Regions from separate parts of the Homo sapiens genome. Here region 2 is linked to region 1. The links are chromatin loops, found by intact Hi-C in ENCODE. Cell type or tissue: K562. All regions are shown on one strand.

The links. Peaks named below come from ENCODE experiments on the same cell type or tissue, not always from the same donor. Only the 100,000 strongest peaks of a DNase experiment are listed, where the experiment ranks them.
Region 2: it touches region 1 in a loop (4-fold over the local background); 3 of 110 quality-filtered maps call a loop at or near these places.

The regions. Positions count from the first base shown.
Region 1 is chr5:103,471,018-103,479,017 of GRCh38, reverse strand. It overlaps the pseudogene PDZPH1P. Among named protein-coding and RNA genes, the nearest start is that of LINC02115, 67 kb to the left of the region's middle. In K562, a CTCF peak has its summit at 3,188 (motif pointing right); DNase peaks (open chromatin) are centred at 3,167 and 5,987.
Region 2 is chr5:102,678,011-102,686,010 of GRCh38, reverse strand. The region is part of intron 2 of LOC105379104 (a long non-coding RNA gene); the gene reads right to left. Among named protein-coding and RNA genes, the nearest start is that of LINC00491, 11 kb to the right of the region's middle. In K562, a CTCF peak has its summit at 4,436 (motif pointing left); a DNase peak (open chromatin) is centred at 4,410.

The DNA of each region.
Region 1 (8,000 bases):
GGGGGCAGGTGGGGGGCTCTCATTGTAATAATAAGATCATTAGCTAACTTCTCAATAGAACAATGAAAGCCAAAATAATACTATTTTTGTCTCTCTGTGCTTTATTCTGCATATATTCTTCTGACATACTTCCAACTCTATAGTTTAATAGCAGATTCACTCCAGTCATTAATTTCAATAATTATATTTTCATTTATAGTTTCCATTTTTTTATAGTTTTCTGTTTATGCTGAAATTTTCAAATGATTTTATTTCCTTGAACGTATTAATCATAGCCATGTTAAAGTCCATGTCTAATGGTTTCTTTATCTGGATCCCCCATAGTCTGTTTCTATCACCTGCCATTTCTGCAATTTTGTTTCTGTTGGGAAAATAAGAATATTCATAATCCAAGGTCATTTTAATGTGATCAGTGCTGAAATGATTGTGAGTCAACCTTCAGTCCCTGTGAGAGTTAGTCTTTTTCCAATTTGCCCTAATTTCCAGTATTATTCTTCAAGGTTTTAACTCAGTCTTACATAACAGGACCACCTCTCTGACGAGGTCTTGACTCCATGAATCTGTTGAAAGCTCTGCTCAGCTTCTCAGCCTTTTTAGATGGAAGTGACTCCAATGTTGGGCTCATCTTTTGCTGGACTTTAGCCCCATTGGTCTTCACTCTCTTACCAGTTCTGATATATTCGAAGAGAAACATACTTAAATTTTTAAATTTTTTTCAGCAATACAGTTGTTGCTCTAACTAGTCTGCCATTACCAAAAGGAGAACTCCAATGACAGCTGAAAAGGAAGGTAGTATGAGGGAAGAGTTGTTTTTGTCATAGTTTTTAAGATGTGAAGTACCAATTTAAATGTGAATGCCTGATGGAGGTAGTAACAAGTAGAGAGAAAATTTGAAGATACAAAAAAACTGATAAATAATGGAATAAATGATGGAAACATGTACTGTGTAGGCCATCTATCCCCAAAATCACATATATCTAGCCCATAGGTTCCAGCAAAAGAATTTATATAAGACTGAATGTTCAGCCAGGTTAAAAACAAAAGGAAGTATTCCCTCTACATTGTAGCAGAACAAGCCAGTTTGTGTTCTGTTCTATGAATCTGTATATATGCAAGAATCCAAATGTGGGAGTGTGGGGGGGACTAGGAGGCACTTCACACACTGGGCTTTACACATGCTCAAAGAAAAACACAGTGTTATGTTTGAAATACTTGTCTCTATTTCAGGAATTCTGATCATCGCAGCATATTTACTCTGCTATGCTGGGTGAGGAGTCCAGGGGATGGCATGGCACACAATAGTGACAGGAGACTTCATTTTGAACAAAGAATAAAATTTGGAGCATGAAATAAGATTAAATATTTTATGCATGTATCCTGAATGTCTTTTGTAGCTAAGGCCTGTTAATCTTTATTTCCTTTTATCAAAGAAAAATGAGCGATATTCCCTTCCAAAATTGCCAAGAGGCTAACAATTCACTTTTAAAAGCTGTAAAGCTCTAAAAGTAAATGGAGATAGGGTGGAGAAGTGGAATAGAGTGTGAGCTTTGAAGGTCAGTTTGGCTCTGCAGCCCAAAACCTTAGAATAATCATTTTATGCTACAACTTTTGGTTAACTAAAAATTACCAGAAAAATGGGTAACTCTTGGGACTTACCCTGGAATTAAACCAAGAGGCAGAAGAGAAACAGGCCCAAAGAATAACTTTGAATGGATGGTGAAAGGAAACAATATTGTTTATTTCTGATGGCACCTTATGGTCCCATTGTAACCCAAATGGCCCCATGCCTGTTAAATATTCAGGTGACTATATGGTAGAGACAGAATGTTGGAGCTCCGGGGAGAAACCTGGAAAGAGATTCAGCTATGTTAATCATTTGCATTTAGAGATGGTATTATATGCCATGAGGTTACCTAGGAAGAATGTCGGTTACAAGAGAAGAGAGCTGAAGACAAAGCCCTTGGGTGGAGGACAGAGCCTGTCAGAAGTCTGGCGCGGGAGGATGATCTCGCAATAAAGCCTGAGCAGGAACTGGGCAAGAGGAAAAGAAAGGGAGTCTTTTGTTCCCAGAGCCCAAAGAGGAATGTGTTTCAAGAAGATGGAAGTGGTCAGTAGAGTCAAATGCTGCTTTGAAGTACTTGTCTGCTAGACAAAAGCATCTTAGTGGGAGAGTGGACCTGTCTTGATGTGGGCTCACCTTGTCTGGACTTGACTTATCTATATCTTTGATCTCACTTTTTCTCAACCTAAAAACATGTTTGTCTCTGCCATCCTGGGGAAGGGGGTGGTGGGGGGAGCTACCTTGAATGCACGTTTCTCGTAACTTTCCATATTTCTCCTCCCTTTCTAATGCAAAATCTTTGAAAAAGCCATCGAATGCTATCATTCTCCACTATCTTTTCTAACCTGCAACAATCAAGTGTCTGCTGGAGTTGTATAGGTTGTTGTTGAAATCACAAGCATGGCCAGATTATCCAGGAAGAATGTGTGGGATAAAAAAAGCAATGAGCCACCAACATTTAATAGAAAATTGTGTTTATATAATACCTGATAAGGCTTTTATGAGGATTAAATTAGGTAATGTATGTAAACCAGTGATTACAGGGCCTGGGACATAGTTTCAGATACTATATTCCATCCCCTTGACACGTTTTTACCCCATTCTCAGTAAACTGCCCGTGGTTGTGTAGCCAAGTAGTACAGATTCAAACTCAGGTTTGCTTGCCTAAAAAGATGATGTTCTTTCTTTCCACTACATTGAGTTTCCTTCCTAATGCTTGTGTCCCTAGTTTTGTGCCTGACTGCAAACCACCTGCTCCTGGAGACCACACCCCAGGTTCAGCTCCTAGGTTTACATCTTGGGTCTTGACCTCTCCCTGACAATCTGATTCTACTCTAGATCTCACCTGTTCCCACATCCTAACTGTGTCAGACCCTAGAGAAAGGTGTAAGACTACAGAGAGGCAAATACGTGAACTATTAAGTAGGATTTGTGAGCATCATTTGCGGAGATCACAAGAGTAAAGCAGAGAAATGCCCAATTAATAGAAGAATGCTTGCAGCATTTAGAAAGAAGAGAACAAGTCAATATATGCATGTGGTTAATATAATTGAGATCTTAAGGTCATCTCCAAGTTCCCATACCTCATTGGAATCTTATTTGTAATTTAAGAGATGCCCAGTAGATGGAGCAGCTTACTCATGCATGATTATTTTCAGAGACCATGGATCGTTTGAATCATAAAATTCCTGTTAATGCTGGAAGAGACATAAAAAATAATTTAGACCCTCTCTTCCGAAATAGAAAAACAAGGACTAAAAATTATGCAATTTACAATAGATTTACAGCCCTTAAGCCAGGTAGCTGATGTTCATCTGAAATCCTCCTGTTGATACTGGTCACCAGCTTCTGACTTTGGACAAATTCCCCTAAGAAAGGAATGGCACTAAGCAGCTAGTTCTAGGTTAGGAGGGTGTTAGGGTGTTAGGGTATGTGGGGGGAATGTTGTCTGTTATAGGATGACCACATTTCTTAGGATAATACTTTGTTGGAGCAATCTTCCAAGTATTAAGAAGTCCCCCACCACCCCTCAAAAAAGCGCATTTTAGAATGGGAAGAAATCCACCCCTTTGCTTCTCTGACTTTCTCTCATCACCTTCTGCTTTCCTCCCTAAAACCAAATCCCACTTGCCAAGGGTATGTTCAGGTTGTTAATTAGAAGGCTAGTATCCAAAAATAGCTCCCTTTCCAGGCTGCCCAGTACCTGAAATTCCCAGGGATAAAAGCAAAGCCATCATTTCATGTCTGCTTTTAAAATATATTCCTGGGAGAAATCCATATCCATTTACTTACTTACTAAATGCTTATTGAGAACTTATTATATGCCAGGAATAGAGCTGCAAAAATGGTAGACAAGGCCTACAGTTCTCATGAAGTTATGCTTTACTATGGGAAAAGACAGAAAAGAAAGAAGACAATTTTAGATACCGGTAAATATTTGGATTTGAGAGTGGCTGAAAGGGTGGGATGAGGTTGGGAGGCTATTTTCAAGGTATAGTCAGGGAAGTCTGTCTCAGAAGATATGATGTAAGGTAAAACAAAGATCTGGGAGAATGAAACAGCTAAAACAAAGGACCTGAAGAGGGAGCATTAAACTGTTTTCAATCATTATATTCCTACCAAGCATTAGACAGTTTATCAGGCTGCTTCTTAAGTGCTGCTACCTGGTATAAAGAAAAATACCAAAGGAAATAAAGCTCAAGTGAGGAAGAGGAGAGGGGTCTTTCTGCACCACATCAGATATATCCCCTTTCCCTAGGGTGAAGGGGCAATTGAGTGCAGCAGCGTGGCACTGGTAGGTCAGGGAGTGCTGGAAGGGGAGGCGGACATCACAAGACACAGACAGACCCATTAAGGACAAACTGAGGATGCCAAATGCAAACTGTAGGTACATAAAAGTAGTTCTTGAAAGAGCACTTAAAATAACCAGCCTATTCCTACCTCTCTATCTCAGTGTTTCTCAAATTGAACCACCGAGGCAGTTGTCAGATACTCCAGGCATCACATCGGGTCTACCAAATTGGTATTTATGCAGTGGGGCTCAGGAATATGGATCTTAATAAACACACAGATCATGAATGTCATGCACACTCAAGTTGAGAACTGATGCTCTGTAAATTCATATTTGTATCAGTGCATCAGCTCTTCAACATGGCCGTCTTTCTCCTTGCACAGGGTCAATTGTTCAAAGTAGAAAGAGGCTAAAACACCTCTGAGAGAAAAGAAAAGATTAATGTATCATAAAAAACCTGCAAAATACTAGAGAGTTTTTAATGAGATCTTTAATATTGCTCTTTATAAAAAAAGACATAGGTCTTTGGTAATTTGCTATTTTTAATCTGTAATATATAAATATAAAGGAGTATGTTTCCTTCTAAATTTGAATTTAAAAAGGACATTGGCCATCCTTCAAAAATACAATATTGTTTTTTCTATGGATGTTGTAATTTTGTGGGCAGTAATTTGTTCTCTCTAAATCTCAAGAACATTGAGCCCTCACCTCATCCTGTTGTTGGGACACAATGCAGAAGCAGTTCTGTTGGTGAAATTGTGGGTTGGGAGGATGCCATTTCAACTTCTGCAGCAAACAATGACATGGCCAATGCATTTGGAGTGATGGAGAAAATCTGTATGTTCTTCATATCCATTGGTATCTTTGTATTCAATTTAGAAAACTGTGCCCAGAACAGTAAGAGTAAATCTGGACTCCTTACCTACCTTCCATCCTTAATTAGGTATTGGGTTTTTAAATAATCCTTCCACTAACCCAACTCCAATAACCAAACAGAACAGCAGGATTATCTAGCTGCCTGATATATTATAGTCAGATAAATGCTTGATTATTTACATTTTATGCTCAAAAATTTGAAAAGAAAGCATACGATCTCTTTCTTCCACAGATTTTTCCAGTAGGCTATAATGCCTAACATTAGCAACAGCAGCAGCAGTTATAGCAGCAGAGCCTTTGGAAAAGGTGTTCCAGAAACCTGACAACGTTTGCACAAAGACTGTTAAACCACTATTCACACTTCTTTAAGTGTTTTAACCAAAATGTCAGAGGCTTCATTAGGGTGGAAACTATTTTATGGTTCCCTAGTACATAAATTTTTTTCTTGGAATTACCTTATTTGAGTCAATTATCTGCTAAAGCAGCAATGGGAGAATCAATCAATGAAAATTTGTCTCTTTGTTCTTCACAAGGAATTCTTGGAGTATGATTCCAAGAATGGACAATTAAGACAAATTATTCATGAAGTACATATGTCATTTGCATTTTTCCCTTTGGGATAAGGTTGTCATCTTTGTTTACATAAAAGGTATTTCCTTGCAGAGCTGCCCTTTTACCTCAGAACTAAGATAATGTTTCCATTTAAACTGAGTCATCCTTGTCCTAAATATTGCATAATGGCACAGACTGCTATCTCCTGTTTCCTTGGGCCAAACACAATGACAAGGCAAGCTAGGCTGTGGTCATTGAATCTCTTTGTAATCACTGCCATTTTGTGTGGTGGTCAGATGCATTTGTTATATCATGGGAATTATAATACTGAATAAGTTGCATAAAATTCTATCCAAGAAATCTTAAAAAGCTTGCAAATGGAATGCCTTATCTAGCTACGAAAAAATGTGTTCTGAAAGCACAGAAGGAACATTTGCAACTTGAAACTTTTCATCAGAAATTGAGAGAGCTCAAGGTCAACTTAATATTAATTCTCCCCAGTTCTTTAATCTAACAGATATCAAGTTGCATTTGAATCTGGCAAAGAGATATGTATATAGGTCAGTTTAGCCTTCACAGGACAAATTTCTTGAGAAATATTCTGTATCCATCTATTTACTCTTGAGTATCATTAGGTTATTTTAAGGTGAAAATGACCAAAACTTGCCTTTTGCATAGAAAGGGAAATTCATTTCTGGTAAGCTGAAATTGCTTTGAATAATTTATAGAGAACAGAGAATTCATCAGATCTGATATCATCAGCAGCCTTGAGATTGCATTGTTCTGTAATGGGTACTATGGGAACTGGAAAGCTGGAGTTGGTTAGCATGAGAATTTCTATCCAGAATCTCGTGTAAGTTAAAGGCAGGCAACATTTAAGAAAGGAAAAGTCTGAGTTTATATAGGAAGGAACCTTTTAAAAAAATACTCTCACTGTAAAGGATATTCTGTACACCTCCCACCTGACTACTGATATTCTTTTTCTTTGTATGATTTCATTTATTTTATTTTATTGCATTTTAAGTTCCGGGATACATGTGCAGAACATGCAGGTTTGTTACATGGATGTATGTGAGGGGAGGGGTGGGAACTTAGAGGACGGGTCAATAGGTGCAGCAAACCACCATGGCACATGTAGGACTGCTGATATTCATACCACCATGGTGGAATCGGCTGGCACCAATATGCAGGGCCCCTTTCTTATAGCATCACCACCTTCTCCTCCTTTTCATCATTGAGAAGATATTGAGAATAAAAACAAAATAAAGAAATGAAGCCAAATAAAATAAAAACATATCCAAATAAAGTGATACAAGAGCTCCAATTCATTACTGGCTAACTCCCTATTCTTCTAAATGGTAGGACTCCTTCCAGTCTTTCACACATGCTGCTGAAATATGCTACCTTGAATTCCATCTTAAATTCACCAATTTCTAATCTTGAGATTTCCCCAAGATCCCATGTTTAACCTTCTTGTTCATTTAAAATGTTCTTATTGACCATCTTTTATATGTAAGGGATACAGCTAATCGTTATTCTAGAAACCAAGTTGAATGAAACAAAATTTCTGCTCTCATAATGGGTGGCTGTTGAACTTAAACTTTTAACATGGGTAGGATTTCTGCACATGTAATGTGGGGAAGAGAATTCCAGATGGAAGCAAAAGCCTGATGAAAGGCTACACAGGAGGGTGTTGGGATCCAATTAGGGAGCCAAAAGTGGGCCAGTTTGATTGTATCATGGGATATGTGGAGAAGACTAATGGAGACTTAGACTAGAAAGGTACACCAAAGCCAAATAATAAAGAACTCTACATTCAGACTTAAGAGTTGTACTTTATTTAGGGGGCAATGAAGATGCACTGAGTGATTTTTGAACACAGAAGCATAACTGAAACATAAATAAAGCTATTCTTTAGGACTGCATGGTGGTGCTGGGAGCTTGGGTTGTAAGATCAGTCAGGAGGCATTGTATTAATTCGGACAAGAGGTAAGAGGCTGAATTTGGGTGATGGTGCTAAGAATTAAGAAAATTTATCTCAGAAATATCTTAGTTGTGAATCTCCTAATCTAAACGTCTTCCTGCTATCCTGTGCTCCTTTTACCAGTCTTGAATCCTCATACCACTGTAGACACCCTCCTTTACGGTTTTTCACCAAACACTTCAGCCTGTAGATATGGAGGTTCTTAACCTGGGGTCCAAATACCCCTTAGGGTATAG
Region 2 (8,000 bases), 790 kb after region 1:
TAATAAAGAAGAAAAGAGAGAAGAATCTAATAGACGCAATAAAAAATGACAAAGGGGATATCACCACCGATCCCACAGAAATACAAACTACCATCAGAGAATACTATAAACACCTCTACGCAAATAAACTAGAAAATCTAGAAGAAATGGATAAATTCCTGGAGACATACACCCTCCCAAGACTAAACCAGGAAGAAGTTGAATCTCTGAATAGACCAATAACAGGCTCTGAAATTGAGGCAATAATTAATAGCTTACCAACCAAAAAAGTCCGGGATCAGATAGATTCACAGCCGAATTCTACCAGAGGTACAAGGAGGAACTGGTACCATTCCTTCTGAAACTATTCCAATCAATAGAAAAAGAGGGAATCCTCCCTAAATCATTTTGTGAGGCCAGCATCATCCTGATACCAAAGCCTGGCAGAGACACAACAAAAAAAGAGAATTTTAGACCAATATCCTTGATGAACATTGAATCAAAAATCCTCAATAAAATACTGGCAAACTGAATCCAGCAACACATCAAAAAGCTTATCCACCATGATCAAGTGGGCTTCATCCCTGGGATGCAAGGCTGGTTCAACATATGCAAATCAATAAATGTAATCCAGCATATAAACAGAACCAACGACAAAAACCACATCATTATCTCAATAGATGCAGAAAAGGCCTTTGAGGAAATTTAACAACCCTTCATGCTAAAAACTCTCAATAAATTAGGTATTGATGGGACATAACTCAAAATAATAAGAGCTATCTGTGACAAACCCACGGCCAATATCATACTGAATGGACAAAAACTGGAAGCATTCCCTTTGAAAACTGGCACAAGACAGGGATGCCCTCTCTCACCACTCCTATTCAACATAGTGTTGGAAGTTCTGGCCAGGGCAATTAGACAGGAGAAGGGAATAAAGGGCATTCAATTAGGAAAAGAGGAAGTCAAATTGTCCCTGTTTCCAGATGACATGATTGTATATCTAGAAAACCCCATCGTATCAGCCCAAAATCTCCTTAAGCAACTTCAGCAAAGTCTCAGGATACAAAATCAATGTGCAAAAATCACAAGCATTCTTATACACCAATGACAGACAAACAAAGAGCCAAATCATGAGTGAACTCCCATTCACAATTGCTTCAAAGAGAATAAAATACCTAGGAATCCAACTTACAAGGGATGTGAAGGACCTCTTCAAGGAGAACTACAAACCACTGCTCAAGGAAATAAAAGAGGATACAAACAAATGGAAGAACATTCCATGCTCATGGGTAGGAAGAATCAATATCGTGAAAATGGCCATACTGCCCAAGGTAATTTATAGATTCAATGCCATCCCCATCAAGCTACCAATGACTTTCTTCACAGAATTGGAAAAAACTACTTTAAAGTTCATATGGAACCAAAAAAGAGCCCGCATCGCCAAGTCAATCCTAAGCCAAAAGAACAAAGCTGGAGGCATCACACTACCTGACTTCAAACTATACTACAAGGCTACAGTAACCAAAACAGCATGGTACTGGTACCAAAACAGAGATATAGACCAATGGAACAGAACAGAGCCCTCAGAAATAATGCCGCATATCTACAACTATCTGATCTTTGACAAACCTGAGAAAAACAAGCAATTGGGAAAGGATTCCCTATTTAATAAATGGTGCTGGGAAAACTGGCTAGCCATATGTAGAAAGCTGAAACTGGATCCCTTCCTTACACCTTATACAAAAATTAATTCAAGATGGATTAAAGACTTACATGTTAGACCTAAAACCATAAAAACCCCAGAAGAAAACCTAGGCAATACCATTCAGGACATAGGCATGGGCAAGGACTTCATGTCTAAAACACCAAAAGCAATGGCAACAAAAGATAAAATTGACAAATGGGATCTAATTAAACTAAAGAGCTTCTGCACAGCAAAAGAAACTACCATCAGAGTGAACAGGCAACCTACAGAGTGGGAGAAAATTTTTGCAACCTACTCATCTGACAAAGGGCTAATATCCAGAATCTACAATGAACTCAAACAAATTTACAAGAAAAAAACAAACAACCCCATCAAAAAGTGGGCGAAGGATATGAACAGACACTTCTCAAAAGAAGACATTTATGCAGCCAAAAAACACATGAAAAAATGCTCACCATCACTGGCCATCAGAGAAATGCAAATCAAAACCACAATGAGATACCATCTCACACCAGTTAGAATGGCAATCATTAAAAAGTGAGGAAACAACAGGTGCTGGAGAGGATGTGGAGAAATAGGAACACTTTTACACTGTTGGTGGGACTGTAAACTAGTTCAACCATTGTGGAAGTCAGTGTGGCGATTCCTCAGGGATCTAGAACTAGAAATACCATTTGACCCAGCCATCCCATTACTGGGTATATACCCAAAGGATTATAAATCATGCTGCTATAAAGACACATGCACAGGTATATTTATTGCGGCACTATTCACAATAGCAAAGACTTGGAACCAATCCAAATGTCCAACAATGATAGACTGGATTAAGAAAATGTGGCACATATACACCATGGAATACTATGCAGCCATAAAAAGTGATGAGTTCATGTCCTTTTTAGGGACATGGATGAAGCCGGAAACTATCATTCTCAGCAAACTCTCGCAAGAACAAAAAACCAAACACCGCATGTTCTCACTCATAGTTGGGAATTGAACAATGAGAACACATGGACACAGGAAGGGGAACATCACACAACGGGGACTGTTGTGGGGTGGGGGGAGGGGGGAGGGATAGCATTAGGAGATATACCTAATGCTAAATGACCAGTTAATGGGTGCAGCACATCAACATGGCACATGTATACATATATAACAAATCTGCATGTTGTGCACATGTACCCTAAAACTTTAAGTATAATAATAATAATAATAAATCAATCACGACCCTTTCATGTGAAATCTTTAGTGTTGTGAGCCCTTAAAAGGGACAGAAATTGTGCACTCGGGGAGCTCGGATTTTAAGGCAGTAGCTTACTGATGTTCCCAGCTGAATAAAGCCCTTCCTTCTACCAAAAAAAAAAAAAAAAGAAAAAAGAAATCAGAAAAGGTAGCATATTTGTATTATTCAGGGTTCTCCAGAGAAACAAATAATGGGATAGGTACGTAGATATACAAACAGATAGACAAAGATTTATTACGAGGAATTGGCTCACACAAGTATGGAGGCTAAGTTCCAGAATCTGCTGTCTTGTCTGTAAGCTGGAGGACAAGAAAGCCAGTGGTATAGGTCTGGTCCAAAACCAGAGGCCTCAGAACCAGGTGAGCCAATGGCATAAGTCCCAGTTTGAGTTTGAAGATCCAAAAACCAGGCGCACTGATGTCTGAGGGCAGGAGAAAATGAATGTCCCAGTTTAAGGAGAGAGAGCACATTTGCCTTTCCTCTGCCAATTTGTTAATTCTCATTCTCAACAGATTAGATTGGATGGTGCCCACCTGCGTTAGAAGAAGTTGATTCTTCTAACATGATCAACATTTGGACTTTGCTCAGTGGAGAAAGAGCAAGGAGTGTTCTATTCCATACTTAGGTCTGAGTCAGAGCTGTACATACATCCTACAGAAAATAAGCTCTGAGCTCCTTTTCGTTATCACTCTCTGTAAAACATTCTGCACAGAAACATTCTAAAATTTGCTCTATAAATTGGGAAGGCTGGAAGTTCTTTACTTTGTGGCTGAAGTGAGGAAATCAATCTATCAGCCCATATATTTTTGACTAATCAGCAAAATATTTACTGTCTTTTCCTATATTTATCAAATGCATAGTAACTCTAAAGGCATGTCAATGTAATATCTAGTAAGGAATTAAACAAACAGTTCCAATTTTCTTATGCTCAAGATCTTTTAGAACTAGGTTTAATTGCTTTCAGGACCTAGCTCTCTGGGCACATTCTGATAGGCAAGACTAGTCTACTTTTGGACCAAAGTATTTTTCTGCAATTATGGAATACTGAAAATTCTTCTCTTTTCTGGGGAGAAAAACAGTCAACCTACCCTTTATTATAGGCCAATGTACTCTTTAAGATGTTGTGGAGCTACTTTCCATGCAGGCTTAAAGGAATTGAGTAGAAGAAAAAGAAAAAGCACTTAGTTTTAACTATGAGAAATCAGGACAGAAGAATTCTAAACATTATGGATGATTTTGTCAGATTTAGTAGAATTAAGAGATGCTGACACATACGATTTCTAGAAGCATAAACATCTCAGTTCCACTCCATGCTTTCCATTGGCGTGAATGAAATTTTGATCTGTGTATTCTCACTATCTCCTCCTACTAGTGCCTTATCTGATGTATGGATTTCTTTTTCTGCATATCTGATGTTGCCATGCCTCCTAGACACTTCCTAGCTAACCTGGCAAGCCTCCCTCAAGTGTCACTGAGGGATCTGGTGTGCCTTGCTGCCCCCTATTGGTGGCCAAAAACTGTTAAGCTAGGGGCTCCAATGCAATCTTAGACTTTGTTGATTAATGCCAGCATCTGAGAGGCACTGCTTACAGGAGCTTTACTATAAAGTTGTTTTTAAGCAAAGCAACTATTATGTAGTGATTTTTATTACTTTAAAATTAGTGGTTTTGTTTTTAAAATATTTATTTTGACTTCGTTTTTCATTCTAAATTTATAAGGAATTTATTTAGTTCTTTTTATGGTCTTTTTCTAAGATTGCCACTACATTGCCGAAAGTGCAAGGCAAAAGTTTCCACTAGAATTGTGCAAATGTTTTATTTCTTTGCACTATTAAAACAAAAAATGGACTTCTTATGGCTGTGAACACAGTTCGTTCTCTAAATTGAAAACATGTCTATTGGATTTGCATATTGCTTCCTTGAATCAGGCGTTTTTTTTTTTAAGATTTTAGTGATGTATTAGTAGGCTTAGGCTACCATAACAAAATATCATAGACTAGAGTCTAAGTAGCTTAAAAAACAGAAATTTATTTTCTGACAGTTCTGAAGGCTAAAAGTTCCCACATCAAGGATCAACAGGGTCTGTTTCTGGTGAGGGTTCTCTTTCTGACTTGCAGATGGCCACCTTCGCGCATATGGTGAAGAGGAAGTGCTCCAGTGTTTTTTCCGTTTATAAGGACATCAGTCCTATCAGATAAGGGTCTCACCCTTACAACTTCATTTAACTTTTCCTAGCTCCTCACAGGCCCTGTCTCCGAATGTAGTCACACTGGGGGGTTAGAGTTTCAAAATATGAATTTTGGGGCGACACAATATTGTGTCTCTAACAAATGGTGACATGTGGATTTTAATAATCTAACAAAATTTCAATTAATCAAATTACTTTAAAAAATCATATACCATGAGATAAGAATAAATGGAAATGGGCTTGGTATCAGAATGATAAGGCATGGTCCTCACCGTGTGAACTGACAACACAGCTGAGGAAAAGGTTCTAAAATCAAGACTAACACAAGGGAAAAAAATGAGAATGTAAAGTACTAGCTCATCATACTGTCTTTAATTATAAAAGAAGTTTAAGTGTTGCCCAGAATAACCAGAGAAATGCTTTAAGACGAAATTGTATTTAGCCTCGTTCTAAAGGACGACTAAGGTTTTATTAACTTCAGTGAGGGAGGTATGAGGAAGAATATTTTACCACCAGGAAGGCACTGACTTCAGAATGAAGACAAAATGTGCATTACAGTTTAAGTACCTTAGCCTGACAGTCAGAGAGGACATTTAAATGCCTTCTACAATAAAATATTATCGTTTAATAATCCCTGTATATGCATAGGATGCTGGTTCAGAATATATACATGGTCTCTGTTCTTTGTAAGTTTGCAATCAAAGACCATAAATACTCAAGTCTGACAGTTTGGTGCTTTCAGAATTTGCTTAAATCACCTGATATTTTCCCACTAGGCTATGGACCTGACAAAAGCAGCGGGTTATGTGTCTTGGGCTGAAGCATGACACAAAGAGCCATTGATGTTGGGCTGAAAACAGAAAAAAACTCTTCCTCCCTTTGTTTCTTTGTTGTTGTTGTTGACTGCTTGGTGTGTCCAGAATAATTTTAGAGCATCCAGTGGAACCCCTAGCCATTCCATAGGGTAAGGGGTTAGAAACACCAATTGGTTTGAAAACCTTGATACTTAATACTTTCTGTGGCTTCTCTTTAAATTACTCTCAATAGTTTATTTATTCCTCAAACCATGGGGAAATCAGGTCTGGAAACATCAAGTGATAACACCAAGTGAATGTTAAAGACACACACCGCTCTACCTACCAGCAGCGCCTGTGAGCAGAGTCTATCCCACTGTGGACATATGTCTAGTGTTACCATCTCCAATCATATAAATGCCTTGGTCTGATCAGTAATGTACACCTGTAATTTAAACTGGATTCTCTACCACTATTAGACAAAAAGTTGTTTTCTGAAAAAGCCATTGTGATGTCAATCATATCTCCTTTTGCAGGGTCTGGTCTGGAGAAAAAACTTGTGTGGTTGTTGAAAATTGTCTTTGACTTTGTCCTTATTTTGAGATCATTTTCCTCCCTCTGTGGACTCTCTTCCGGCCCAGGTTACCACATTGCACTTCTCCTGCATGTTCACCTCTGCTCTCCCCCAATTAATCAAAGAAAACTCTCTGTTATCAGTCCTCTAAAAGCTGGTGTGAATTTAAGTCATGGTGTTATCTCTCTACAGGGAATTTATATTTTTAGTTTATCTATAATTATAGAATAAATGCCTTTATTCTTGGTAAAAGAAGCTTCAGGCATGAGCAGAGCAAACAGAAATGCTTTTAAAGTCAGGGGGACTTTCTGTTGCTGTTGAAATTACACAGAAGAGATAGCAGTCAACTTTATTGGAAAGATTGGTATCCAAATTGTAAAAGTACCTCAGACTTAGGGGTTTATGTAAAATGCAAGGTCAAAATTACAATTAAAGGCATATTACTAAAGTATTTTGGAGATAAGGAAAGTGAAATTGACATTTACTGGGCGTCCATATATGCCATGCAATGGTTCAGGTCTCCCCTCATCTCTTTAGCTCATTTTACAGTTGCCAGTAATTCTGTGAACCCTTCACCCCACTTTACCAGTAAGGAAATGAAGTTCTGGAGGTTAAGTTTCACAAAGATCCCACAGTTAGCAAATGATGGAGCCATGTCTCTGTGGCTTCAAAGTCCATTATCTTGGCACGGTGGAGAGAAAAGTTGTCAAAGTCCATGACATTTGAACATATGATTTTGTTTGTGCTATTAAAAGTTTGCTTTGGACATTTTGAATTAAACTCCTTTAATCATGAGGTGGCATGTAACTTTGCACCGCATTACCTTGCTGGTTTTTAGTATGCAGAACCAAGATGAATTGCCTTCAGAAAAAAATTTCAATTCATTTCTGTAATCAAAAACTGTCAATATAAAAGGATGGTGAGGTTATATTGTGGAAAGTTACAAGATTATTGACAAACTACCTCATACCTAGTTGGCATATGTTACTCTCCAACTAACTTCTGGATATTAATGTTTCTGCAACGATTGAAAGTAAGCCAGCCAAAGTCAAGCCACACAATCATATGAGGTGAGTAATCATATATCCTGAGCCAAAAATGTGTATGCATCAGTGAACTGACTACTTGAAATTATGGCTAGTCTTTTAAGAATTAAAGAGGCTAATGTTGTATTTTCTATAAATTAGATTTTCCTGTAGGTCTACTTGGGAATGTATTTTAATCTTTTGCTGAATGAATCTGCTCACTTTTTCATTTTATTGAAAACTAAAGAGGAAATTAGGTGATAAATAGAAACTGTTACTTTTCTATCAATTTGCAGTGTACAAACTGAGTTAGTGACTTATTTGCCAACCTCATTTTCTAAGAAAATACATAGACCATCTTGGAATTCTCAAAAGTAAAAATGCCTGAGAACTATAGTGAAGGGAATCAAAACCAATTCTTGTTCAGGTCAACAAACACACCCACTTGTAAAAATTGAGCCATCTTTATGAACCAAAACCAATTTGAAACCTC